Linked DNA regions of Mus musculus: region 2 is linked to region 1. Evidence: chromatin loops called from intact Hi-C (ENCODE). Cell type or tissue: gastrocnemius. All regions are shown on one strand. Each heading gives the region's core, and the rest is flanking DNA. Links, peaks and the distances in the headings are about the cores only. Region 1 overlaps Mnat1 (menage a trois 1). Region 2 holds the start of D830013O20Rik (RIKEN cDNA D830013O20 gene).

Evidence for each region. Hi-C counts contacts between places; a loop is a spot of excess contacts. Peaks named below come from ENCODE experiments on the same cell type or tissue, not always from the same donor. Only the 100,000 strongest peaks of a DNase experiment are listed, where the experiment ranks them.
Region 2: a loop joins it to region 1, with 2.7 times the contacts of the local background. A loop is called at or near these places in 2 of 42 quality-filtered maps.

The regions. Positions count from the first base shown.
Region 1 is chr12:73,206,214-73,209,126 of GRCm38, reverse strand. All of the region lies in intron 6 of Mnat1 (menage a trois 1), which reads right to left. Among named protein-coding and RNA genes, the nearest start is that of Gm23910, 62 kb to the right of the region's middle. In gastrocnemius, for the core only: no CTCF peak of the experiment used is centred there; no DNase peak of the experiment used is centred there; H3K4me3 peaks cover 475 bases; H3K27ac peaks cover 2,500 bases.
Region 2 is chr12:73,407,706-73,410,618 of GRCm38, reverse strand. It overlaps D830013O20Rik (RIKEN cDNA D830013O20 gene), which reads left to right and starts at 1,056. Exons shown (of 4, transcript NR_046013.1): 1 at 1,056-1,216. In gastrocnemius, for the core only: a CTCF peak has its summit at 1,709; DNase peaks (open chromatin) are centred at 730, 987 and 1,854; H3K4me3 peaks cover 638 bases; H3K27ac peaks cover 2,500 bases.

The sequences.
Region 1 (2,913 bases), core at 253-2,752:
CCCTATAAGAGTAATTTTCAAGAAGACATTGTTATTGTGACACCAGAAGTGAACTCACAGTTGGCCAGTGATGGTGACAACTTGTACAGATAGCCATTGTGACTGCAATAAAATATAAAATTGGTTCATACAAAGTTACCTAAATGTATCTTTCCTCTGTAGGCAAAACAAAAAACAACAAACAAACAAACATATTTCAGTAAAAACATAGTAAGAAGGTATAAACCCTGTGTCATACATACTCCATGTCTGATGCAGCGCTTGGTACATTAGGAAGGTTGCTTTCAAGAATGCACAGGTTTTTTAACAGCCCTTTCAATCCTCTACCTCACCCACCCAAATAATGTATGACAGATCTCTTAGTTCTATTTAAGGGCTTTTGGGGATTTTTTTAAGGTGTTTTTCTCTCCCCTCACCCCCAGTTGGTTAGGTGGTTTTGGTTTTGGGTTTCTCTGTGTAACCCTGAACGTCCTGGAATTTGTTCTGTAGACCAGGCTGGCCTCGAACTCACAGAGCTTTACCTGTCTCTTACCTCTGCCCCTCAAGTGATAGGATTAACGGTGTGCACCACCACTGCCCAGCAAGATTTTTTTTTATTGTGCATTATGTGTATGTCTGGAGGTTATGGAGGCCAGCAAATAGTACTAGCTTATCTAGAACTGGAATATATAAATAAAATCTCTTTATGTTTTTTGACATGGTGTCTCTGTGTACCCTTGGCTGTCCTAGAACTCATTCTGTAGACCAGGCTAGCCTCAAACTCAGAGATCTGCCTGCCTCTGCCTCCTAAGTGCTGGGATTAAAGGAGTTTGTAACAAGTCACCATGCAGGTGCTGGGAACTGAACCCAGGTCCTTTGTACAAGCAGCTAGTGCTCTTTACTGCTGAGCCATCACTCTAGACCTCTACCCAGGTTTTAAACCCTTCACTGCCAAAGATACTAAGCATGTATCTATCACAGAAAAATAATTTATTCATCAAATATTTGGCACATGGTAGACACTGTGAAGCTATAATATAGCATGAATCACCTGAATTAACCCTACTTTCAAATATTTATAAACATGTACAAATTAATGTGCCACAATATGGACTTATAGCCATTAATTATAAAGTATAAGGTTCTTATTTATGTATTAATATATAGGTTCTTTTAAAATGAAAATGATAAAATACCATTGGCAGAAAATATTTACAATCTATTTCTAAAATACATTTAGACTTAGGCAAGCTACATTGGTACTGAGAAATAAACTCTAACTCTTATACATATATATTTTTTCTTATATGTTTACTTTTCTTTGTATACTAAGTAAAAACAAGCTCTTCCTCTAACAGAAGTCATCAACAGAAAGTGATGACTTGTCAATCACTATAAGTTGTATATACTTTGAGATATGATCAACAAGACTATTTCAACTAAGAAGAATAACTCCTAGCAATGATGAAATAAAGTGCCTTTAGGGAGCCACTTGGCTAATCAGTTCTTTAAGCTGCATTTCACTGAACCTTTGACAGCAAGCACTTCATGTTTACTCTATGGATTACAAAAGCAGCATACAGGAGTCACAGTCCTTTCAGGCTGGCCTCTGAAAGCCTACATATCGCTCAGCATAAGTGCAGCTCACACAAACACAAAAGCATCTAGCCTGTCACATGGCTTGCTTTAGGTTTTGTTTTTTGTTTTAATTCTGGGGGATAAATCTAATTTTATTCTATAGACTTCATTTTATTAAAAAAATGTAAATTGAAGAGATGTATACTTAATAAAACAGTAACCTAAGAGCAATGAAAAACCTAGCTTTCAAGTGCTTCTAAATTTTACAGCTTGGTATTTTAACGCTGGTAAGTACTAACATATGACCAGTTGCTAGGACAGGTGCTGCTGCCAATCAGCTGCCTTTGCCGAGACACATTCTACAGATTACCACTTAATCTCCCACCAACAGCAACGGCTGCCTGTTGCATCGATAAAATCACCACTGAAAATAAACATGGTCACCAAAACAAGAAAAAGTACTCAGATATAACTTTGGGCAAAACCCAGCTCAGCCTAGTTCTGCATCTCCTTATTTCCTTCTATTAAACCTCAGGCTCCCTTGCCTGGCTCTCACCACCTCTCCACAGGCTGTTTCTGATTTGTCTCTTCTAAAAATTTAGATAGATAGATAGATAGGGTGTTTCCTTTGCTGCTGTTGATAACCTGATCCTGTTAAAATCAAGAGAAATGGGATTTAGTGAGACATGCACCTTCTGACCGTCTCACGACATCTGGTCTTGCACTGGAACTCACCTACAGTCCCCTGTTCCCATCCCAAGAAACTGTTCTTACACAATATCTCAGCCCACTGAACACAATTGGAACCACCAAATAAAGCACCTTCTCTACATCAGGGAAATTACGAGAAAATGACTCTGAAGATCTTTAAGACCTGCTACAAGGTGCTGTTGAAGTTACTTTAAGTACATCTGGAATCAGACTGAGAACCGTACTCAGTTACTTTTATGATCTAACTATACTTTCAATGCCTGAAGTCAACCCTGATTGTTAAACAGCAAGTAGCACTAGGTTCTCCGGTGATTTGAAAGCCACTCTGACTCTGTTGCACATGCCTGTGACCACTGTGACCTCTACAAAGCAGTTGTGCGCTTTGCTGTGGTGCAAATCCTCACAGACAAGTTGAACCTGTTCTCTTTGGCACTGAGCCCTTTCGCTGAGCACACAGCTGAGATTTATTATACAAGGGGAACTGAGGGGCATTCTTACACAACATTTATCCTTCACATATAGCCAAGTCTAATCTTTTACAACCTTTGAAGGCTTTTAAAGAAACAGTCTCTTAATTACAATGTTTCTTATTTGTCACTAATTGCAAGACATATTAAGATTCATTTGACATTGGGAAAAAGCTAG
Region 2 (2,913 bases), core at 165-2,664, 200 kb before region 1:
TGAAACATGTATTTATTGTGGTATTTCTACCTTGTACCCACTCATATTCTGGAATGCTACTTGCTTTATTCAAGCAACCTACATCTAACCTATGTTTAGAATGCTGTTTGTTTGTTTGTTTGTTTGTTTTGAGAGGTCTCTTCATGCAGCCCAGGTTGCCCTTGCGCTCACAGCAGTCTTCCTCGGTTGCCTGTTGAGGGATGGGATTAAAGGGTGTGAGCCGTCACACTCTGCCTGTTCAGTATTTTGATTGCTCTGCTAGTGCTCTGAATCTGTGGAGGCTGGAGCATCGTTTACTTCCTAAGCACAAGAACCTTGGCTAGTTCTCAGCTGTACCAGCCATGACGCGGCCTGCCTACGGCTTGGGACTTTCATCCTCAAAAGTCCAATAACAGTATATTCCTAGCGGGGTTTTGAGAGGTGTCAATGAATCATGTAAAGGACTTAGTCTAGTGCTTGAGGGCATAGATGCTCAAAAGTGGTGACATAGACTCCTTGCAACATTCTGTCCCTTGGAAAGGACAGCAGAGACTGCTCCCACAAACACTGCAGACCCATCTCTAACCCTCAAAAGTCCCCAGCCACCTAGCCTAAGGCTCTGGGGGGCTGCAGAGTCCAGGGCAACAGCAACTCCATGCAGCAGCCTGGATGCTCTGAGAAGCATGCCTGGCAGCCAAGGGTTTGCCAGCACCTCCTGCTGCTGGCTGCCACATTTGGAGCTGAAACCTAAGCATTGTGGCTTACATCATTGCCCTCTGGGCAGCATGGTGGGTGTGTGACACTGCCCACTCTTCCTCCTTGTCACCAGCATATGGCGAGATGGGAGGGGGACTGAACTCACAAGGGGGATGTCATGGTGTTTTCCGGTGTGCTCTCTATAGATGCTAGACTACACCTGTGTCCCAGTGCTTCCCAGGGCTTTGAGTGAGAGTGTCGTTGCCAAGGAATGTTGGCTACTGCAGCTAGCTAGATTGTGTGGCACTTCCCAGCCTCTCTCCTGCTCCATCTTGGCTGTGTTCCTGCCATTCTCATGCCAGAGGACATCACTGCCCTGATGTTGCACAAGGACAACATGGGGGCACAAGAGCGTTGGCTTGTTTCTCTTTTGAATTCCTGATTCAGAAAGCAATGGGTTCAGGGTCTTGGTGGATTGTGATTGATCTACTCCTGTGGAGAGAAACTCCAACCTCCTGGAGTCTCTTGCCAAGACATCAAGGTAAGATTTACGGAAAGGAAAGAGGAAATGAAGGAAGAAAAGAAGAAAGAAAGGAAGGGAGGGAGGGAGGGAGGGAGGGAGGGAGGAAAGAAGGAAGGAAAGAAGGAAGAAGAGTAGATGGTGGGTCAGATGAGAAAGGCTTGACTTTATTGCTATGACCTAGTCCTGTTCTAGCGGGAGAACATGATCCAGGTGAGAATCCTATGCCTAGCCTATGGTGCAGGCTATACAGAAATTGCTGAAGATGCCACAGTCAAAAGCCATCATCACTGACAACAGGTGCAGGGGGAGAGGGTAAGTGGAGCCTCCTCACCTTTGCCACCTCAAGCCAGGGTGCACACAGCACGAAGGGTCCCATATGTTCTATGAAGGGGCGGGAAGATGAACCGGGAGAAGGGTAAAAAACGACCTTGTCACTCTGGCTTCATGAATCTCTGGGAGGGAGACATCTCTTCTGCTGGTGACCCCGGTAGAGCCACCCAATGGTGAACCTGAGTATTGAGAGTCTCCAGGGCTCTACCCAATGGCGCAGTGCTAAAACCTTGGTTGCTTTTCTGGCAGTGGGGATACACACTGTCGCAAGGGCTAGGGGCTGTTGTCTGCCAGCTCGTGGCCACAGGCCCACGCTCCCTGAGGTGTGAGGGGGTGATGAACAGTGATAGATTGCTCTCTCTGGGATCTCTGCCCAGTGGCCTGGCACAGCTGGAATGTCCTTGGCCAGGTCTTTGTGAGCAGTCAGTCAGGAGATGGGTCGCATGATCAGACAGCTTGGGCTTGCTGGGGGATTTTTTTTTCTCCAGGTTTTAGAATCATCCAGGGTCATCTGAATGCCCTTGCAGCTCTTGTTAAATCCCTTAGGATCAGCTCTGAGTTCCAATTGTTCAGCTTGTGCTAAATTTGTTTAGCCTAAGTGGGCATACCCAAGGAGTAAATGTGTCAACGCTGCTGTATTCCCATCTGTCACGGAAGGGGAAGTGCACTCAGAAAAGGGGTAGCCGGTGTCCCTTGACCACCTTTCACGTGTTTCACCTTTCACACCCTTGGCCACCGTGAACTCACTCCCGGATGATGCACCTGCTCTGGACTATCCTCGTAGCAAACCTTTACTATGCAACGCCCCCTCCCTCCAAATCTGCCAAACTCAAGTGGCCTTACTCCTGCAAAGTGTTCCCTGAGACCTAGCTCGTTTTAAACACCGGAGAAACCACAGAAGCCTCGTTACTGCCCTATGGAACTCAAGTGGCCTTACTCCTGCAAAGTGTTCCCTGAGACCTAGCTCGTTTTAAACACCGGAGAAACCACAGAAGCCTCGTTACTGCCCTATGGCTGTGACAAAAATACCATGATCAAGGTGCTTTTAAAAGAAAGGGCGTATTTGGGCTTCTGGCTTCAGAGGGTTAGAGTCCGAAGGAGCAAAGATGTGGCAGCTAGAACTGGTGAGAACTCGTATCTCCATCCCTGAGAGGGAGGTAGGGTTAACTCAGAATGGTGCAAGGCTTTAGAAACTTCAAAGCCCATCCCCACCGACATACCTCCTCCAGTAAGGCTACCCTATCCCCTTGTCCCTAAACAGCCAGCAGCTGGAGACCAGGGTTTTAAACATATACACCTATGGAGGCTGGTCTCATTCAACCTACCACAGAGCCCTCATCTCTACCTGATTAATAAGTGACGATTAAGCCCCCGAGTCAGGTACT